Regions from separate parts of the Homo sapiens genome. Here region 2 is linked to region 1. Evidence: chromatin loops called from intact Hi-C (ENCODE). Cell type or tissue: Calu3. All regions are shown on one strand. Links, peaks and the distances in the headings refer to the core of each region. The heading gives the core; the rest is flanking DNA. Region 1 overlaps LRRC72 (leucine rich repeat containing 72). Region 2 overlaps CRPPA (CDP-L-ribitol pyrophosphorylase A).

Region 1 (11,663 bases), core at 1,374-9,373:
TGCCATCACTGCACCCAGATAATTTTTGCATTTTTAATAGAGACTGGGTTTTGCCATGTTGTCCAGGCTGGTCTCAAACTCCTGACCTCAAATGATCTGCCTGCCTCGGCCTCCCAAAGTGCTGGGATTACAGGCTTGAGCCACCACGCCTGGCCACTTTTTCCCAAATAAAAAGCTTCCTTCCCTTCCCTTCCCTTCCTCTCTTGCACCTGTGGCTTGCCATAGCTGTGCATCCTGGGTTATAATTCTTTTTGCTTACTCCCAAATAAATTCATTATCTTAAGAGATATTTTTCTCTGATGTCTTTTTTTAGGTTGACAGGAGTGAAATGTAATGATGTCTGCTGCTGAAACATTTTAATCCTTTGGCAATACATTGATTTTCCAATTTACACTGTAGTTGGAAATGCCAAATGCAGTGTAAGTCATTCATTTAGGAATGACTTCTAAGGTCTTCTGAGGAGACCTGTCCTTGTTTTTTTGTTTTTTAAGATGGAGTTTCGCTCTTGTTGCCCAGGCTAGAGTGCAATGGCTCACTGCAACCTCCGCCTCCCAGGTTCAAGTGATTCTCCTGCCTCAGCTTCCTGAGTAGCTGGGATTACAGGCATGTGCCACCATGCCTGGCTAATTTTTGTTTTTAGTAGAGATGGGGTTTCTTCATGTTGGTCAGGCTGGTCTTAAACTCCCGACCTCAGGTGATCTGCCCGCCTCGGCCTCCCAAAGTGCTGGGATTACAGGTGTGAACCACCGCACCTGGCCACCTGTCCTTAAATAAAGAGGCAAAGCGTCAGATATGGAGGGCGGTAAATATAGCAGAATATGAACACTTGTTGAATATATGTGGGCATATACCAATATTTATTTTAATATTCTTTAACTTTTCCTGTTAGAAAATTTTCACAATAAAAAGTTCAGGGAAGTCTTAATTTTGTCCTCATTCTTCTTTTTCTTTTCCTTTACCTTTCGCTCATTCTTGAATAATAATTGAGTTGGTTATAAAATTCTTGGTTGGCCATTACTTGTCCTCAGCATTTTAAAAACTTTCGATCACTGTTTTTTGACTTCCACGATTGTAGTTGGAGAGTCTGTTGTGAATCTCTGTGTTATTCTTTTGTAGGTCATCTGGGTTTTCTCTCCGACTGCTTTAAGATGGTTTTGCCTTTGGTGAAGACTCTTGTTGTTGTTGTTGTTGTTATGTGTCTTTTTTGTGTTTGGATTCATTTTGTCTGGTGCATCTAAGAATTCTTTGCCAATTCTGGTAATTGTCTGGTCAGTCTAAGAATTTATTTATCAGTTTGGGAAAATTTCCAGCCATTATCACTTTAAACATTACCTTCTGCTCAATTTCTATCTATAATTTGTTTTTCAGGAACTATTACTGAAGTTATATTGGACCTTCTCTTTCTAATGTCTCTCCTTTTCTCAATATCTAATTCATATCTTCTATTGCTTTCTTTCTCCATTTAGCATTCTGGGTAATTTCTTCCAAACTATTTTTTAATTCAATTTCCCCTTTATTTCTAGATAATTGGTTTGGTTTTTTAAAAATGTATGTTGTCTCTTTGGCGAAGTGTCATAAAGAAAAGGATTTTACCTTTGCACCTTTTCTTATCCACCCTCTCTTCCTTCGTGGAATGGAGATGTGAGGCTTGGGGGTACACCAGCCACCTTGTAATCATAAAGCACACTAAGAGTAGCAGAACAAAAGACAGATATATCCTTGAACAGTGACAACATTGTAGAACTTTATGCTAACCCTAGATACCCTATCTTTCTATTCTTTGCTGTCTGAGAAAACTAAACCCCTATTTTTTTTTGCATTTCTGTTACAAATATGAAATTAAATTCCTACAAATGAAACATCCTGAAAATATTCAAGTTATACTTGCATATAATGACCCTGTATGTGAGTATAATCAAAATATTACCAGTGCTTATTTCTGCATGGTAGAATTGCAGATGATCTTTATTTCTTCTTCATGTTTTTTCTATATTATCAAAAATTATATAGACTTAATTGGTAAAATCATCCATGTTAGTGGTAATAAAAATAACAATGGCTTATTTATTGAGCCCTTTATACTGTGTTAGGTACTGGGATAGAGGCTTCAATGTATTATCTCGTTATTATCACAGCACCCCATTTAATTTCACATGCATGAGTGAGGATGAAAATTGCATACCTACTTTAACTGGACTAAAAGTATTATAAGGTTAGCAAATATATTAGAAATTATTCCATTACATAGATACTTAAGTTTATTGTAAATTGTAGTTGTTATTATTACAATCAAATTACCCAAAAGTTTGAGGAGTTTTAATTTCATTAAATTTGTTTTTTTTTTTTTTTTTACGAAATACCTGAAGGTACTCTCTGGGCTGGTTTTTGCTTAAATGGTGATTTAGGATCCCATGAAGCATCCACTTTTCCTCCGAATGCTATTGATTGAACGATATGAGCCTTTTTATGGTTAAAAATGGTAATCATTGATCTTCTTTCTTTTTCTGTAACTTCTGATAAATGCAAAAAGTAATGTTATTGCATAACATTATAAATAGGCGGAGTGATTCAAAATAGAACTGAACACTTTCAAGAATGTATTTATCTAAACTATGATATATGAGAACATCCTGTCAAAACTGTTTTGTAAAGGGGCTATCACGCTTATTTCCATAATCTTACAAGCACTCAATATACACCCCACATGTCACAAGACAGAGCTTAATCCTTCAATCTAATGCATCCCAAACACCCTTTAACACATCACCAAGGATGATTAAAATTTTAGCATGAAACATCCTTTCATTTCCTCAAGGCTATTAGAAAGGAGAGGTATAACCATAAGTTTCCGATGTATCCTATAGAAAGTGGTTACTCAGTAATAAACTATTAAGAATGTTCAAACCTGCAGAGACAGAAAGGTAAGTAGATAGATAATATAGCATTTGGGGGCAAAATAGGCCTCAAAAAATGTTAAGTGTAATATGCTGAGGTTGATTGTGTGTGTGTGTGCATGTGGCTTATAGAAATCTGACATGCTATCTTGAAGATGTATTCATAAAGAAGTCATCATTCATTGTATGTTTCAATATATATATATTTACAGAATTTTTAAATCACGACTTTTAGAACTTAAACTGGCCTTATGAGATTTATTCCAATTCCCTCACTTTTGAGATAAGAAACTAAGGTGCCAGGAAGTAAACGATTTGGCATCCAACCTGTTAATGTCAAAACCAGGACCAGAAGGAATACTTTCCTCAGCTCAGTTAGAGGGCCTTTCTAATAAAGTAGTAAAGAGACATGAATTTCTAAATTAGGGCAAATTTTAGAGAGCAAGTCTTTCAAAAATAAATAATTGAAAAACTTCCATTAAAAAGACAATTATTCAAAGATATATTTTTTACAAAGACATATTTTCAAAGGTAGTCTTCGTTTTTAAACCGCTGAGCTATAAGACTACTTCTCAAATATTTCTTTGCAAGAAGGAAGGGTCCTTACGATTTCGGTCAAGCAGCTCCACTCCTGGAAGGTGGTAGATGATATATAAACGATACAGGTTATATTGGCACAAAGGATTTTGGTATAGACCTGCAAATGAAGAATCCAAAATAAAAATGTCAGATTTCAAAATCAGTTTCACTTATCACTTATAAAATACAAAAAATTAAGAGATTCGTATAAAACATAAGAACTTGTAAAGCTCTTCTCCATATCAAGCAATAGACCCATTAAACCTTTACTTAGAGCACCAGTTAATTTTTCTATCTGTTAAATTCATTCATTCAACAAATATTTACCAAGTGCTTACTATCCACTAGGAACTGTGCTAAGGGCTATGATCAAATCATTGACCCAAGTCTGCAACAAATGAGGGAAATTTTTAACATGTCCATAAATAAGTTAGTAAATGAAGAACTAGATATCAGCTCTATTGGAGTCTTGAGGCTACTTTTTATTAAAATATCACTTGGTACTCTTCTTTCAGTCTCCAAGTTCACAAGGGTGCATGTGTGAAGATAGGCAGAGACACAACACCCGGCTCTAATAGAACTTACTTCCTCCACACCATTGCTCATAGTTCAGAATGTGTCAATAGTAGCTTCAGATCTCAGCAGGACCAGAGCTGAGCAGAAGTGGCTCTTGCATCTTGTCTACCTCTGGCCAGGCACGTGCAGTTCTGAGATCCTGGTGTGCAGGTGCTAGGATGTGTGATAAACCGCACTTCCTAATGCAGTGGTTGGAAGAAGGGGGCATGTGGATGCAGAAGCAGCCCTGGCACTTTTGACATCATATCCCTTGGGAATCAGCACATAGTTATGTTTTTAAACATCCTCAACTAGAAGTTGTGAGGGCTTTATTTTTAAAAAAAGATATTTTCCCTATTCATCCTAGATGATAATAAACATATTTTTTCAATACAATGTGAAATAAAACTTTAATGATTTTCAGTTGGGCATTTTTTTTTTTTTTTGACAGAGTCTTGTTCTTGTTGCCAGGCTGGAGCGCAATGGCATGATCTTGCTCACTGCAACCTCTGCCTCCCGGGTTCAAGCAATTGTCCTGATTCAGCCTCCTGAGTAGCTGGGATTACAGGCGCCTGCCACCACGCTTGGCTAATTTTTGTATTTTTAGTAGAGACGGAGTTTCGCCATGTTGGCAAGGCTGGTCTCGAACTGCTGACCTCGTGATCCGCCCACCTTGGCCTCCCAAAATACAGGCATCAGCCACCGCACCTGGCCAGTAATCTTTAGTTATTCGGATTCCACCTACCTACATGCAATTTCTAGGAAATTCTTCTGAAAATACACCTAATAAGGAGAACCACTAGATGGCAGTAGTAGAAAGAGCTCCAGCTACCGCACAACTCCTTCACTCAATAAAATGAAGCTCACTTAATGTACATGTGAAATTTAAGAGTACTGTTGTAGACTATTCATAAAATACAGGTTTGATAAAGGCATGAAAATAGTAAGCATTAGAAACTCGGAAAAAACTGATTAATATTTCTAAAGAGCAGTTTGTAACATAAAGAAGATTGGGGTAGGTGCATGCTTAAAAGATAACAAGCTAGATAAAAACTAAAAAAAAAAAATCAATCATCTGGATGTTTTCTCTGTAGTAATAAAGCATTCTGATATTTGTTGTATAAACACAACTTTTTCTGGCTAATAAAAGCGTTATATATAGCTATTCCCTGTGGAAAACGCGAGCTTTAGAGGGACATAAAGCAGGCAATGGAAGACACCTGGTACATAATAAACAAAAGTTACAGGAGTGAGGAAAGGCATACAGGAAAATGTAGAGCCAGGAGCCACAAAGAAATTTAAAAGAAAGGAAATATGTAAGTAATGGAGAAAATGAGAAGAAAAATAAAACTTTTTTTTTTTCAAGATTTCTTAAATGACAGAAAATGGTCTGAATTTTATTCTTGAAAGAGAAGGATTTTAAAGTGGTAACAAATAATTATAACTGCAGGACAGGGAATAGAACAGATGTATATTAAACCACTAATAAAAGAGCCATTGGGATCATGAATTGTAGTTCGAGCCAGAGAAAGTAAAGAAAAGGACCCTCTTCAAGGATATAAAAGCAAAACACAATTGTTTCTAATGAGAACTCAGAAGGAAGAAAAAGTCACAGATGCTTTAGTACAGAAGTCTGCTTTGTGGTTACTGTCTTGGGGAATCACATCTGACACCTCATAACCCTGTTATACATTATAGCATCTGGAAGTAGAGTCTGCCTTTACATATGACGTTAATGGAAAATATACCAACATCTTTCAATGACGTTTTCTCTAGGTGTACCCTTCGTCTTCTCTTTCCCCTCTGAGGACATTACTATCCATTTCATTTCATTTCTTGGGTTTTTCTGCTAATCCTTGGTTAAGTAACTTCTATATGGAAATTTAAAAACTAGCTTCAGCTGAATAAAACACCAAACTTGGATTTACTACTGTTACATTACTTATTAGCAACATATTGATACTAAAAACTCTATGGACTTGTGGTTGACCATTCATCTCATCCTAAAGTAAAAACTGAATGACACGAAATCAGAAAACTGAACTGTTAGCCCATCCTCTGCTTAAATTAACTTTAAAAATTGAGTTAAATAACTTGACAGGCATTTCATCATTATTATTCACTGTTTCCTATCTCTTAAATTTTAGAAGAAGCAATCATATTTTTAACTCTATTTTTTCCTTCTATACTATTAAACATTTAACATTTTGGATTTATGAGTTTTGGATTGATGCTGCTAAAATCAACATAAATTAAATGTCTAAGATGTGAAATCAGTTTCCTGTTTCTGAATGTTCTGAAAGCCTTCTATGATGTATGGGCACATTCTTTTAGAAACCATGAAGAGAAATTGCTTACACTTTCACTTTCAATAGGTTAATACTATTTAATCCACCTTCCCTCTAGGCTACTTACAGAGTATACCTCAGTGGCGCCAGCACTGTCTTGCTTATCTTAATTTGGGATTCTGAGTCTAAGCAATTTACATTTACCCAATGATATATCAAAATGTCTCTACTACCTTACCGCACAAGCTTGGCTTACAGGAGTCACGTGTATGAAGCTACTTATTATCGAGACAGAAGAGGAAAAAAAAAAGCCATCTAAATAATTGGCTCCAGTTATTTTTTTGTAAACTTTTAAAGCAGAATTTAAAATCATTATTTAAATGAACCCCAATGTTTTTAAGGCTGCCTTCGAAGAAAGTTGATGTAATTAATAAGAGACCAACATCCCAATTTTAATATATGGGAAAAAGAAAATGACATGGAGAAGTTAAAAGCCTATAGAGAACGGCCTGTGGAAGGAAGTTCAGCTGTCAATAATCAGATAGGAGGATTGTGAGGCTCCGGGTCAAGGTTACTTAGTAAGGTCAGCATCTCCATTGTTAATCACCATCTTGTTTTAACTAAAAATCTGGTGGCCACCACACACCATGTGCTTTTTACTGAATATGGAAATCACCCCTGATTGTAAAAGGCAAACTACGATAAAGCAGAGGATCGAGAGAGGAGGGATCAGAATATCCTCTTTTTCAGGACAAACAGTGGTGAAAAACACTGTTGGTTCTTTTCCTTTGGTGAATTGTTTTGTCTTTTGGGAGGGGTGGTCCCACCTGGAAGGGCATTATAGGAAAAGAGGCTCAAAGGAAGGGACCCTGGAGATCCTAGTCCCTCCCCGTATCCCAGAATCCCTCTGCTCCCCTGGCTTTTTGCCATGGGCAGTGGATTGGGGCCACTGCTGAAGACAACGGCAGGAAGTGTTTAAAGGCAATACCTGTGGAAACATGGAGACCCTCTCTCGAAAGGAGGAACTCCCTGTTCCCAAGGCTGATTCCTGGAAGCTCCGGTAGGAAGCAGGTCTTAACAATTATGGCATGCAGGAGTCTTAAGCATACTTTCCAACAGTGGAGTTTAATAAAACAGAAAATTAGAAAGAAACGAGAAAACTGAAGGTTTAGAACAGGAGAGTGGATTAAGCATTTTGTTGCTGCGGCTTTTGGTGGCGGTGGTTTTTTTCCCTTAGTACTGGAAAGGGGGCAGGAGTTAATAAAAGCCATCAGCCACAAAGTGGGTCTTTGACACATGTGGATTCTGATTTAGAAAGAGTTTGGAGGAGGGAAGGGAAGAGGAAAACTGAGCTAGAAAGAGAGGGTGTGGAAAGGTAGACTGCCTAGAGAGAAGAGGTGGGGCCCCCTGACTCTGCCTGAAGACAGGAATTCCAGTTCCCAGGACCTCACACTCTGCAGCTGGTTTAGGCCTCCCTGAAGCTCTCAGCCATGCGTCTCCTAGGCAGTCCTTGGCAATTCTCCTCATAAATGCCAATGGAAGGTGCGATGCTGAGAATGGATTAGCGTTTTGCCCTTCAGGCTATTTTCTCACCCTCTGAAGAACTTGTAATTTAAGTGGAATAATAACACTTTATAATTTTATATGGATTTACAACTTAAAAAGACAAAAATGACTACATTTGAAAATACATAGAGTTCTCATTTTAGTTTATCAGCTAAAGCTAATCTGTGATTGCAAATGAGGCTCATAGAAACTTAATCTGAGGACATGACTGCACAAATAACGTTAGTTGTCTAATAAATACAAACTATTTTTCATACAATATCTTTAACCAAAATGGAACATGAGTTCAAAATGTGAATTTTTAGAAAATGCTTTTTGTTTTTTGTAATTGGACATAGCATTTTCTCCATTTCAAACAAATGACCCCACAACAAGATTCTCAACTGGAAAGTTATAGTTATGTAACTTGAAATACGTCACTGTGATTTTAAGTAGTGGTCGTAAACTATTGTGACTGGTAATGATATGGACATTGTACTACCAGGCTGGTATTTAAAAACTAGAAAATTCCCACTCCTCATGCCTGGCACAATTCTACACTCACATACACCCTTGACAAGCAGGGCATGGGCTGGATTTCAGGATCCATTCAGTCCTGGGCTGGGCACCTTTGTTTAGGGTATAACCTTATTTATTACTATGGGCATAACTCTGTTTATTACTGTGGGAGTAAGCTTGTTTACCACTCTCCAAATGTTGTTTTATAACAAGTTTCCTTAAATTATAGAGTTTTTAAAGTAGCAAATTAAATCATTTTGCATTAGACCCCTTCGACTCTAAGAAATATTTAGGCTGAGTGTTACTAATTTGTAAGCCCTATATAGGTATAGACTGGGTCTTTCTTGTTCAAATTTGAGTCCTATTATCTAGAATAGTGTCATGTAGTGAATGTGTGATAAACATTTATTAAATGAATGAATGAATAGATTATAAATATTTATTGAATGAATGAATAAATAAATGATAAGTAAAACAAGGCATGAGTTTATGTTTCAACACTCCTTAGGAGTTTGGTTAAATCTCTGAGCTTTTCATTTCCATGATTAAAGGGAGTAATTCTAATCACATCATAGGATGCTGTAAAGATTTAAATGCGACTATAATAAATCATTTTTTTAACAGGAAAGACATTCAAACATATTACTATATGATTATTATTTAAAATATCGTTTTATTGAGTCTATTAGCAGAATTTCGAGACTGGATGCAATTTATTTCATTATCTGATTTACATAATCCACAATAAAACAATTTTTTTCTTTTTTTAGAATTTCAATTTTTGTTGTTGCTTCAAAATAACATTAATGGTGAGAAACGTTTTCTTAAAAAAAAAAAACAGAGTTATCTTAATGTTTGAAGCAACCCTGAGAGGTAGCTATCAGCCCATTTTATAGAAAAACAAAGGTAAGTGTTCTAGGTCTAGCATAACTAGTCTTTTAATTATAGCAGCATTTTTCCAGCAGACAGGGGCCAGGTGACTCAAATATGCAGGCCAATTCTTTCACAGAAGATCCAAAAGCTGTGAAAAAAACTCCTGACAGCAGGCAGCCTTCTCACGTCTCCAAAATAAGCATAAAATTGCCATGAACTTGGTGTAATTTTGTGATTTTAATACTTGGGTTTAAAGAATCTAACTATAACAAATGAATCATTTTCCCTCAGTACAGTAGATATAACTGATAACACTAACAATATATGGAAACCTTAGTAACTCTCTGTACATTTATCTGATTAGAACTTTCACCATCAATACTAGCTTACAACTGTTCAAAACACTGTCTCAGGCAATTCTGAGAAATGAATAGAAAAGGAATTAAAAAATATATCTATTGCGTTACATTATTATAAAGAGGTCTCTAAACTCTAAAGTCTGAAAACCTACTCGTTGATCTGTAGGTCTTTTACCTCAGTACACCCAGAATCCTTTATCTTGTATTGTGGTTGTATACATGTTTATTTACCCTTCAAGACCATAAGTTTATTGAGAGTAGGAGTGGTGTATTATTTATTTATTTTTGACTCATCTCACACTTCTTTCCAATAGGTTAGTTCCTTACTGGGTGTGATTCAATATATATGAATAAAGTTTGCTGGGCCTCCAGTTGAAAGCTTAAAAAGTCTTTTAGTTTTTTTTTTTTGGTATCAGCTTTATTAATATACTTTATGTATCACACTGTTCACCCAGCTTAAACATATGATTTGTGTGTTTGTGGTTTATTCACAAAGTTATGCAACTTATCACCACAGTCAATTTTAGTATGTTTTATCACCCCCAAAATAACCCCACACCCTTTACTCTCTAGCTGTCACAACTCCCAGTTCCTTGGCCGTTGGCAACACTCATCTATTTAAAAACAGTTACCTCTCGGTGTTGCTGTCCCTATAGATGTGCCTACTTGGACACTTACATAAATGGAATCATATGTGTTAAAACTTACTTTTGAGATAAAACCAAAAACAAATTTAAACATGTAAATCCTCTTGCTACTTTTGTCATTTTCATTAGCCATGTGATAGATAGCATTTCACAAACAAAAATTTTTCTATCTGTTGTTTTTTCAAAAGCGTATCTTAAAAGACAATAAGATCTAGCCTTATTTTCAGGAATATCTAATTTTTTTTTTTTCTGAGACAGGGTCTTGCTCTGTTACCCAGGATAGAGTCCAGTGGCGCGATCTTGGCTCACTGCAACCTCTGCCTCCTGGGTTCAAGTGATCCTCCCGCCTCAGCCTCTCAAGTAGCTGGGATTACAGGCATACGCCACCAGGCCTGGCTAATTTTTGTATTTTTGGTAGAGGCAGGGTTTTGCCATGTTGCTCAGGCTGGTGTTGAACTCCTGGGCTCAAGTGATCCGCCCACCTCAGCCTGCCTAAGCACTGAGATTACAGGCGTGAGTCACAGTGCCCAGCCTAAATATCTTAATTATAAACATTGCCTCTCTAATTTTAAACTTGATAAATGGAAAAATGTCTTATGTTAATACTATTTTAACTTATGGCCATATAAAATTGCAAATTGTTACTTAGGATCTTCAGATTTAGCATTCCCTTTAATTCCTTCACTGTTGCATCAATGTTGGTTAGCTCATTGTGGTGTAGCAGGAGTATATGCAATGAAGGCAAATAATGCAGACCTAAAAAAAACAGAATATTTTTACAAGATTTTAAACATTTTTTTCAGTTTATTTTTTTATTGCAAATAAAAATAAACATTTTTAATGCTAATTAACATGCTAACTAAAAAGGAAAACATATGATAGCTGGTTAAAGAAGGAATAACTATTAATAATATATTATAAATTATTATTAAGAATACAATAAGGCATAATTCATATAATTAATTGTGATGTGGGAATAAAGAGTAAATTTCTTTCCACTGTCATTGTTTTCCTTTTTTTTATTTTTATTTTTTGAGATGGAGTTTCACTCTTGTTGCCCAGGCTGGAGTGCAATGGCACAATCTCGGGTCACTGTAACCTCCGCCTCCTGGGTTCAAGGGATTCTCCTGCCTCAGCCTCCCACGTAGCTGAGATTACAGGCGTCCACCACCATGCCCAGCTCATTTTTGTATTTTTAGTAGAGACGGGGGTTTCACCATGTTGGCCAGGCTGGTCTCGAACTCCCGACCTCAGGTGATCTGCCCGCCTAGGCCTCCCAAACTGCTGGGATTACAGGCATGAGCCACCGCGCCCGGCCTGTTTTACTTTTTAAAATGTAGCAATGATTTTGTTTGTTTGATTGATTTTGGAGGGGTTATTTTCTTCTTTTTGTTTGGTTTTAGT
Region 2 (11,663 bases), core at 1,548-9,547, 260 kb after region 1:
ATAATCCCTGGTCTCACTTTTGACATCTTTGGAGCTGTGATTATTTACCTCTTTTGCATGTTCTGAGCCCTCATCAAGTTTGTAAAGCACTCTTGAGATCTGTGGATGAAAAGGAAGCAGCACATTACTCTCTGAATGTTACATTCCATCTTCAGTGTTTCCTTTTTGGTGAGGTGTTTATATTTCTCTGTTCTCTCCAGCAAGAGTGTTAGTCCTCAGGTACATCTTGATGCTCTGCTCCCCTTTTATGTGCAACAAATATCAGTGCACGCTAACCTGATTGGCCTTTCCACACAGTGCTTCTCTTGGTTCCACTGGTGAGTCCCTTTTTAGGGACATTGTTGTGGGTTCAACTGTCCTCTAAAAAAGTATGTTCAAGTCCTAATCCGTGGCACCTGTGAATGTGACCTTATTTGGAAATAGTGTCTTTGCAGATGTAATCAAGTGAAGACGAGGTCCTGCTGGAATAGGGTAGGCCCTAAAGCTAATATGACTAATATCTGTACAAGAATAGAAGAGACACAGATACAGGGAGAAGGCCATGTGATGATGGAGGTGGATATTGGAGTGACACATCTGCAAGCCAAGGAATGGCAGGGGTTGCCAGCCATCACCAGAAGCTAGGAAGAGGCTGGAAAGAATTCTTCCCAAAAGCTTTCAGAGGGTCCTACTTGTATCTTGATTTCGGATGTCTAGTCTCCAGACTGTGAGAGAATATAAATTTTTTTGTTTGTTTGTTTTTGACGGAGTCTTGCTCTGTCATCAGGTTGGAGTGCAGTGGCACAATCTTGGCTCACTGCAACCTCCGACTCCCTGGTTCAAGCAATTCTCCCGCCTCAGTCTCCCGAGTAGCTGGGACTACAGGTGCTTGCCACCACAGGCGCTTGCCACCACACTCAGCTAATTTTTGTATTTTTAGTAGAGACGGGGTTTCACCATGTTGGCCAGGATGGTCTTGATCTCCTGACTTTGTGATCTGCCCGTCTTGGCCTCCCAAAGTGCTGGGATTACAGGCGTGACCCACCACCACCACGCCCAGCCAAATTTCTGTTGTTTGAAGTCTGCCAGTTTGTAGTAATTCACTGTAGCAGTCCTGGGAAACACATGCTGAAAGGGCGATCCCCCCACTAGAAATCAGCATCATAGCATCACTTTCCACATGGAATGGAAGTAGAGAGCTCTACTCTTATGAATGAGATTTGAATAATGCCATGCTTCAAAGGGAGCTTGGACCCTAAAAGTCCTGTCGTGCTCTGGATTGGGGAAAATGTCTTACAGATAGACGTTATAAGCGTTTTTTGTTTGTTTGTTTTTTGGTATCACATTTTTTTCCCTGTTAACTGAGGTGATGCTAGAATGCAAATATTGCTGTTGTTTTCAGGGTCCCTATTTTCTCTTTCTGCCTCTTGTCTCATCTTTGACTTCTTTTTTTGGTATTTTCATAGCTAATTATTTAACCCCTTTTGATAACATTGTAAGATTTGTCATTAGGCTTTTACTTTAATTTTGTGATCTTATTTTGTATGATGAGAGTATTTGTTTTACACAACAATGGAGTTTATGCTTTGAAATTAGTGTCCTAATTCTACACTAACTCCAAAGATGCTGCCTTTTAAAAAAAAATGTATCTGAAAAGTTCTAGTACAATTATGCTAAACTGGTACTGGACTCAGATGGCATGGCCATGTACTTGAAACATGATTCAAAAATCTGACAGTAAAAGACATATTTGGACATAATTGAGGCATTTTATTACCATGTAACAGTGTAAGGCGAAGGAAGATCCTGAAACATGGAACAATACACCTTCCCTTTCCCCTGAAAAGTCAGGGAGTTCACTTCACATTGGTTTAAAGACTGACTTGAAATTTCTGAGGACTGCACGTAGTACTAGAATTTCAGTAGTAGAATTTCAGTTGCCACCAGAAATCCTAGGAGGATTATTTTGTATTTTATTTTCTTTAATTAATTAATTTTTTTGAGATGGAGTCTTGCTCTGTCACCCAGGCTGGAGTGCAGTGGCAAGATCTCAGCTCACTGCAACCTCTGCCTCCTGGGTTCAAGTGATTCTCCTGCCTTAGCCTCCCAAATAGCTAGGACTATAGGTGCCTGCCACCATGCACGGCTGATTTTTGTATTTTTAGTAGAGACGGGGTGTCACTATGTTGGCCAGGCTGGTCTGTATTTTGTATTTTATAAATACGTTTTGGTAAAAGTAAAAGGTAAACATTCTGGCTTGATGTCACCTTCCTGTGCTAGCTCTTCTGGGGTCTGGAGATAATATCAGTTTTTTTTTTCTTTCAACACACCATGCAGGGTAGAAAATGGCCACGGTACCCCACTACCCCCACCAGGGCGATAAGCACTGAGGAGTACAGAACTGGTTCTGGGAGTAGGGATCAGCTGTCATGCTTTCCTGGAGTAGTCTTGCTTTGACAGGCCCAAGTAAACCCTCTTATTTTGATGAGATTTCATCTAGTCTGCATAACAACTTGAGTCCCTTTAATTTAGAGTTGTACCATATTTGTGACCCCATTTACTTTTAATTAACTTGGTCTCTTACTACACTGTACAGGCTTAATTGAACAGACATCTTGTTTCTAAATGTCAAAACCATCTTCAAGCCATACAAGATTGATAACCAGTTACTGAAGAAATTTAACCACTGTGTTCCGTTGTCTGAATGTGCTTTTTTAGGAGTTTCTGAAGTTTTTGTGTAATCACAATATTATTGGAATGAATGACTTTTGAGGATTCCTTTTGTTGGGGAATACATTTTTTTAAGGTCCAAGTATTTCAGCATCTGTTTAAAAACAAAAGAAACAAAGTAGTCTCTATTTGGTTTTTGTAATTTCAAAAACACAATATGGTGACATTGTTTCTCTTCAGATATTTTTATATAGTTATCCAGCATTTTATATAGGTATCCAGAAAAGAATATTTTCTATATGTATATGATTGGTAAGGAAATAAGTTCTGAAAAATCTATACCTAATAAACATTCTATTATCTTTGAAATGTAAGTTTTGCCTATTTATTGTGAAGGGAAAGATGGGAGAACTTTATGTGTCACCTTAAATTATTGGAGATAGTGGCCAACTGGCTGTGTTCTGAAAGTTTTTTTTTTTTTTTTTTTTTTTTTTACTATTTTATGTCTCAACACAGAAACAAGAACAACATGTAGACGTGATAGGAATGAGAAATTCCCACCGTATTATTACCTTACCGTGCCTATGAAATTGGAATTTTTATCCTCCAGATTAGCTAACTACTAGATTTGTACAGAAACTTTGTTTAGTGAAGTGGGCTACTGCACTTCTATCCAAATTAGATTCCTCTGCTATTCCTTTATCCTGGCAGGTAAATCCTGGACCAAAACTATACCTTACTATCCAGAAATAAAGTAGCAGCTAACTTGATAACACAGATAAAAAGTTGTTCAAGCAATTCAACCAATCTATTAAAATGTGAAATGCTATAGTATTTCTAAAACAAGCACATGCCAACCAAAACTAGTGAATTTTAAAGTACTTTTAGCCTTATTTTTTTCCTACATAGCTAACGTACTTCAAAAGCAGTATGACTGGAAAATGTTGTAATTCTCAATTGATGGGTTATTCATTTTTTCCATCTAACTTTTACAGCAATATGGGTTGTCCTTATTTTAATTAAAAAAACCCAACACCCTGACAATGAGTATTGAAGTTCCTTTCGTTCTGTTAGCATGATCAGTAGTCTTCCTTTGACCTTGCACAACACTCTATAATGAAAAATTACTTAAAAAAATCAGTCCTGTAGTGATGAGAAAGAACTTCAATCCTCTAATTTGCTGGTTTTCAGACTGTGCTCACTAGAGCCTCAGGGGCCACCTGAAGAAGAGGAAAGGTTCTGTGTGGGTGAAATTCCAACCCAACACCTGGCACTCACCTAGTTCAGCTCATTTTTTCTCTCTTTTATTTGATTGTGCTTCTGTGTGCTATTTCAGCTGAGTTTAGGCATGGTGAGGTAATAATATGGTAGGAATTTCTCAAAGTGGGTTTTTAGAACACTTGCATCATAAATATCTAGGTGCTTGAATGTAGCTTTTAAGACCTTATAAAAGCTTATTTATACTGTGTCATTATTTACTATGTATTTCAGCTCTGTGATATAGAATTAATTCTGCAACACAATGCACTTACATTTTCTGTACCTGAGCTCACTGGATGGGGGTCTGTGAAGTATCTGCCATAGGACAGACACATGCCATGTTGGCAGGTTACATTACAAGGAACAGATTACAATTATGAGGAGGTTGCATTTTTTTTTTTTTTTTTTTTTTTTTTGAGACAGAGTCTCGCTCTGTAGCCCAGGCTGGAGTGCAGTGGCGCAATCTCGGCACACTGCAAGCTCCGCCTCCCGGGTTCACGCCATTCTCCTGCCTCAGCCTCCCGAGTAGCTGGGACTACAGGCGCCCGCCACCGCGCCTGGCTAATTTTTTGTATTTTTAGTAGAGACGGGGTTTCACCGTGTTATCTAAGATGGTCTCGATCTCCTGACCTCGTGATCCGCCTGCCTTGGCCTCCCAAGAGGTTGCATATTTTTAAGGAAAGATCATCATTGTTCTTAGACACATAGTGGTACCCTATAGGCTCTTTCTATTTTAGCCACATTTTTAATAAAAATCTTACAAGGTGAATCTTATCTAGGTTCATACGGATATATGTAATTCAGAAGGAAGTCCCTCTTAACATAAATTGACCTTTCAGAATTATTTCAGCTAAGAATGTAACTCAGTGACTTTTTTGTTATACAGAGACTTCCACCCTACCTTTTTTTCTCTAGTATAAAACCTCGTTTTTATGCAGTCATGTTAATACTGTTGTTTAAATGCTACCACATTTTCTTTAAGTATAATACTTGAGTTACATTAAGATTTCGGTAACAACTGCCACATAATATCTTAATTTATTCAAAGATTTAAAAACAAATCAGCCATTTGTAGAAATAGAATATATTTTATGTGAATTTGCTGATGCTTTTCTAATTGAGAAAATGTCAGTATTACATGTTTATAGCTTCTGAAAAATCAAGAATTTCCTTGGGGGCATTATTTTATTGCTTGCACATTCCTTCCTGCTCTGTTAAGTCTAATGAAGTTTATCTGTCCTTTAGGTGACCTACAAACGAGATCTCTATGCGGCTGAATCGATTATTAAGGGTATGTTTGGCCTTATGACTGTCAGTTCCTGTGTTTCAAAAATGTAAGCCAGTTCGGAATTTCTCATGACAGTTTAAATCCCAGCAATCTCAAAAGCAGAAAAGCCTGTAGGCCAAGGTCTCTGATTTGTTTTTTGAAAATAATTACATTTTATGTGTTTCATGCTAGAGAAATAGCAGTTACTATGATACCACATTGATTTTAATTTTTATACAGGAAATACTTTATTAACTTGAGGGAAGTATGGGACATTGATACTATTAGAAGGAAAATAGCAAAACCTGATTTTAATAATTTTGTAAAGGTCTCACCTCATTTTTACTATTAAGAGGACTGCCCTCTCCCCTTAACAGTGTCGTGTCGGTACATTAGATAGCATCTTCCATGTGAGAAACATTGTTTTTCCTAACTGGAGAAATTAGGCTGGACAGGGTGATTTTTAAAATTTCTTTTGGGTTCTGACAATGACTGCAATTTTGTAATTGTAGATATCATATGTGTGATAACTCTTTTTTAGTTCTTTTTCATCTCCGACTCAAAGATCCCAGCTAAATAGAGGTAGTTTATTTAATAAGCAACAAGCATTTGTTATTTTGCTTAACACTGTGCAAGGAATGTAATTAAGATGCATTAGGGACAGTCTTTCTGTATTTTTGTAGCCTGTTATTTAAGTCAGCTTTCTCAGTCTTGGCACTATATTGGCATTTTAGTCTGGAAAATTCTAAGCTGTGTGGACTGTTTTGTGCATTACAAGTTGTTTAGCAGCACGCCTGGCCTCTGCTCACAAGCTGCTGGAAGTACCCATCCCTCACTCCCCTTCCCCTGGTTTTGACAGTCAAAGATGTTTCCTGATATTGCCAAATGTTCCCTAGGGATAAAAACATCTCCACTGATAGAGAACCACTATTTTAAAATATGGACTCCTAGCAAAATCGGAGATGTTCACCCCAATCCTGAAACACATGTGATGCTTTACAGTGTGTTAGTAACTGATTTCTTTGAGGATAGATTATGGCTAGAACTACATGCTCAGGTTTTCATTGAGAGGTCAACTTCCAAATTCAAACTTTTTTCGAAGTAGAAAAATGTACTGAACCTGCATTCTGAGTGCATCAATTTATTAAAAAATTTTGGGAAACCCTATTTAACCATCAACAGACTTCACATTCAGAAAATGAAAATCTTTTCTCTGATCATGACAATGTATTTGTTGTTTACCCTCAAGTTCTTTGTCCTTCAAGGATATGTTGTTTTAAACTATTAATGTACTATAACTTATGCATCTGTTTGTGTGTATGTAAACAGACCATTTATAGCTATAAATCAAAATCTTGACATATTTACATATCAACCAAGCAATGTGTAAACATTACTCTGGAAAAGTCGGCTGAATGATGATGTGGTCGGTCGTGTCCTCAACACAAGGAAATATAAAACTCAGTTTGGTTTCTTCACAGAGCTTTGTATGTACTACGTAGGAAAATAGCAATGACTTTTTTTTTGTCAACAATTGGTAGTTCGACTGAGGAATATAATTGTAATACTTGGCCTATATATTATCAGAGGCTTCTTAAAAATGTAAAAACCTATACTGCAAGTGTTATTGCAGGGGCTATGACTTTGGAAATTGTTTGCAGAAATGGCTTTTGTCTATGTAATAGGTTCTGGTCTGCTACTTTTATTTTTTAAGTATTTAAAACATGTTCTACTTTTATTCTTAGGAAAGATAAATCTGACCTGCCTAGTGTAAACAGCTCATTTAGGTCAACAAACTTTTAGTTTCCTTATATTTTAGGGTTTGTATATCTAATAACTTCCCAGGAGATTCTGATGCTTCTGGTACACTTTGAGGATCACTGCTCTGGGGCCTTTCTACTCTCAGTAAATGCTCTAGACCAGCAGCATTGTGATTACCTGAGGACTAGAATCTCAGGCCCCACCTCATTCAGTCAGAATATACATTTTAACAGGAGCTCTGGTTGATTAGTTTGTACATTAAATTCCAGACATCTTCCTCTAGGCTGCTCCTCAGTCTTTTATAGGTTTATTTCTAAATAATATCTTTATTGCATTAAGAGCTTTAAGTCTTACGATGCTCTCCCAGCTGCAAATGCTTGTTTGCTCACCTGAGATTACCCCTTCCATTTATGACTTGTACTCAAGGCTATCTCTGATAGTAGAAATGCCTCTCTGGGCATAGGAAAGAGAGAACTCTTGGATTAAAAAAAATTCCAAAGTGTAATATAGTATATAGCCTACTATGAGAGCTGTATATTTACCTGTAGGCATTTTCCTAGTGTATTAATCAGGGTTGTTTAGAGAAACAGAACCAGTAGGATGTACAGAGATATAGATAAGATGCATACATAGATTTATTATGAGGGATTGGCTCACGTGATGATGGAGGCTAAGTCCCACGATCTGCCAGCTGTAAGCTGGAGGCCCAGGAAAGCCAGTGGTAGAGTTCCAGTACAAACCCAAAGGCCTGAGAACAAGGGAAGTCAAGGGTGTAAATCCCAGTCGGAGTCCCAAGAAGACCCAGAACCTGTCTCTGCTTTAGAAGGGAGAATCTGCCTTTCCTTTGCCTTTTTGTTCTGTTCAGGACCTCAGTGGATTGGATGATGCTCCCACACTTCAGTGAGGATGATCTTCTAAGTCTTCCAATGGAAATGTTAATCTGTTCTGGAAACACCCTCATAGGCACACTCAATAATAATGTTTTACCAGCTAATTGGGGATCCCTTAGCCAGATGTAATTGACACATAAAATTAACCATTTTTATGACACATAATTTATGACACAAAATTAACCATGTTCAAAGTATTTTCCTAGGCACTATTACTATTACACAGCATTAATTGGGCACTTACTTTGTGCTGGGCATTATTTGAAGCATTTTATGTATTTTATCTCTATCTCTTATTTCTTCAAGAACTTGATGTTGTATTATAGTAGTGTTATTGTTTCCATATAATAGGGTATTTGAGAGTTCTAAAGCAAATGCTGACTTGGGAAAGAGAATGTTAACCACAAGTCTCTGCCTTAGGCAGTTTGATCTTTTTATATTTCTATTCCTTTTTTTCCCTCCCTTAAATAGAGATTGTACAAATTCCCTTATCTGAAACCTTTGGGCTATATATGTCTTAGAATTTGGAATAATTTGTACTTCTAGAAGCTACTGCAGTACATCACATGTTATAATATCTTTATTGCATTAAGAGCTTTAAGTCTTACGATGCTCTCCCAGCTGCAAATGCTTGTTTGCTCACCTGAGTTTACCCCCTCCATTTATGACTTGTATTCAAATTGTCTCTGATAGTAGAAATGCCTCTCTGGGCATAGGAAAGAGAGAACTCTTGGATTAAAAAAAAATTCCAAAATATAACAGAGCATATAGCATACTATGAGAGCTGTATATTTACCTGTAGGCATTTTCCTAGTGTATTAATCAGGGTTATTTAGAGAAACAGAACCAGCAGGATATACAGAGATATAGATAGGATGTATACATAGATTTATTTTGAGGGATTGGCTCATGTGATGATGGAGGCTAAGTCCCACGATCTGCCAGCTGCAAGCTGGAGGCCCAGGAAAGCCAGTGGTAGAGTTCCAGTACAAACCCAAAGGTGGGATTTTGTATCCTACCACAAGGTGAAATTTAAGATGCATAAATGTTTATGCTAAATGCAGTAATAAAGGCTATAGAGCTTCTAAGCCAGTTCAAGTTCAGGACTGATTTTGCCTGCAAATTTATATAAAAACAATTGTTTATTATGGTTTTAAGAACTTTTTGGATTTCAGCATTGCCTGCAACACTGTATTACCTGTTTTAGATTGTGATTCAATGAAGGTGGAAAGAATGTCTAATTTTTATGTTGCATCCCCTAACATTTAGTTGAATTGAATTGCATAATAGGCTAACAGATGCAGCTGCAGTTTTTCCCTAGAATCTAAGGGAATTTATGGCCCTTCTCTCCTGCCTTACCACTCTCCCTGCTCCTGACACATGCTTATAGGGAACTAGAATATCTATCACTATATCATTGTTTTTTTCCTTTTAAAACATAGAAATGGTATAGTATTTGAGCATTCTTTGTCAAGATTTAAAACCAAGACTTGGAGGACATTGGACTCATGCTAGGTGCCTTATATGTTATCTCACTTATTCTTTACAATAACGCTGTAAGATATATACATTGCTCTCATTTTGCAGTTGGGAAACCTGACCTAGGTTACTTTCCTCTGGGTCACACGGTTGGTAAGAGCAAGATCCATTATTTAAGCTCAGGTCTACATTGTCTTTAAGTTTGACTCGACTCTAGGATATGTCCATTTTGTACCTCTGATTCACATAGCTACTCCTGCTGCCTGCTAAAGCAGATGCTGGATTCAAGAGCTCTCTCTTGGGTGAGTACATCAGTGGTTTATAAAGCTCAGCTTGCCTAGCTCTGATTCCTCTGAGTTGAAAACTATACCTTCAGCTGGTGTGATGAAGAATAATCCTATAAGTAAGACAGAAAATTTTCTCTCCCAGTGTTTTCCTAAGCACATAGTACAGTCTTCTAGAAAGTGTTTGTTACTGGCATCACAGGTGTGTGAAAAGCATATAATGTTGTAATGACAGATTTCTAGACATGCTCAGAAAAAATAATAAAATTCCAAATCAAAATAATTGTTTTAAAATGATTTGGGGTACTGTTTAATTGTTTTTTTTCTGTTGTTGTTAGTTCTGGTAGTTGATGTTCATTATCTAGACATAACAGATTTCCTTTCTAGGATGGAACTTTTTTTGTTCTGTGATGAGTGCTTCATGTTTGTTTTTTTTTAAGTGTCCTTCCTGAGCTGTTTTTTCTCTCAAATAACAGTTATTCCTGGTCAACAAATTGTATTCTATTAAAGTAACTATTTTGTTGTTTACTTAGTTTGTTTTCAGGTGCTAGAAAACATTTCTAGGATAAATATCATGTCTCATGTTTTGCAAGAACATTTTGTACTCCAAAATTTACTTGTCACCAAAGTAGCCTGTGTGTTTTGGTCCATCTTAATTTATGTTCAAGTCAACATCTTTGGTTTAGTATGGGAATTTTGATGTTAGGAGAAAAACGAATATTCTTTCATTGGTATTTGGTGTAGGTTTGCTAACTTCAAGGCATGCTTTTGACTAGAATCTCCAAATTGTGGTAGATAGCAAGTCTCCAAATCTGATTTTTATCTTATGTTTTTAGGTAATTTTAAAGCTTAATTTATTTTAGCATCAGTGTGTTTATATGTATTTTCATTTATGGTAAACTATTTGAAGAAACATGTATAGAAAGTGGTAGTTTCATTTGTCTTTCAGAGTCTATTAAAATATAATTAATTACAAATTTGTTAAAACTGTATAAAAAAGTATTCGTCATAATCCCTTTTCTTAGGCAGAGGGTTGGATTTGGTTGTTGTTCTTTAATGTTTAACTCATTCAGGCTTCTACTGTGAGTGAAATTTAAAACAATTTTCTACGGAGTAGTATGATTAATTGGTACAACAAGACACTGGACTGACTGATAAGTTTGTAAATATCCACTTAACAAAGAGGTATTGTAGTTTTGTTGCCCAAGCTGGTTGAGCCCACCCAAGTCTGCTCTGCATGCTCAGATGAACCCAAATGATTAAAGTGGTAACAGATGCCAGTGGTAACATACTTTATATAGATTTGCATAAGCCATACAAACGGTTCCAACCCACACTTGATTTAGTATGCTGACCATATCCTGGCATGAAGGTCAGTATTCTAAGAGTTTCTAAGAAAAGCCCCAGTGGAATTTCTAAATAAACTATTGCATTTATTTTCTACCTCCATTCTTCATCTACTTAATATATTCAATATTGTGGCTAAAGAGTACTTTTAACATTTTATTTTATTCTTTCTTGGTTATACTTGTACAAACCCAAGTAAACTTGTGCTACAAAACTGCCTCATGGTGCCTGTTTTCATATATGGTTGTGTGTATTAAAAAAGAGGAAAAATAGGTAAAATTGGAAATCCATTTCATCCCTTTTGGTTTTAACTGGCTTTAGTTAATCTTTTTTCCAGTTATTATGTAATATTTTCCATTTGTTAGGTATTTTAAGGAAATTGAATTGATTTTCTCTGAAATTCTTGTTGGTTCAGAAACTTACATCTTATTCAGATAAGTGATACCGGTAGATTTCTTTCAATAAGTACTTAGCAACTGTCAAGTTATCCTCATGCCATATTTTATTTGTTTCTGAAAAACTATACCGATAGAAGAGCAGTTAAATTCTTTTATATTTATACATTGAAAGTAGCTAAATATACTTTTAATTGGCATTGACTGCAATGAATAAAATCACATGAGAATACCTTTGGTTCAGAATTGCTGAGAACTAGGAATACTGTGTTGGAGTGTGTTTTATGCATATGCAGAAACTAGTCCCTTGATTTCTTAGCGATCCTTTAAC

Evidence for each region. A loop is a pair of places that touch in the nucleus more often than their neighbours do. Peaks named below come from ENCODE experiments on the same cell type or tissue, not always from the same donor. Only the 100,000 strongest peaks of a DNase experiment are listed, where the experiment ranks them.
Region 2: a loop joins it to region 1, with 2.8 times the contacts of the local background. A loop is called at or near these places in 2 of 110 quality-filtered maps.

Annotation. Positions count from the first base shown.
Region 1 is chr7:16,558,241-16,569,903 of GRCh38, reverse strand. It overlaps LRRC72 (leucine rich repeat containing 72), which reads right to left. Exons shown (of 9, transcript NM_001195280.2): 5 at 10,905-11,015; 6 at 3,502-3,591; 7 at 2,361-2,513. Among named protein-coding and RNA genes, the nearest start is that of LRRC72, 37 kb to the right of the region's middle. In Calu3, for the core only: a CTCF peak has its summit at 4,810 (motif pointing right); a DNase peak (open chromatin) is centred at 4,753.
Region 2 is chr7:16,294,958-16,306,620 of GRCh38, reverse strand. CRPPA (CDP-L-ribitol pyrophosphorylase A) reads left to right here. Exons shown (of 10, transcript NM_001101426.4): 5 at 5,155-5,200. Among named protein-coding and RNA genes, the nearest start is that of CRPPA-AS1, 90 kb to the right of the region's middle. RefSeq lists a silencer at 5,990-6,190. In Calu3, for the core only: no CTCF peak of the experiment used is centred there; a DNase peak (open chromatin) is centred at 5,230.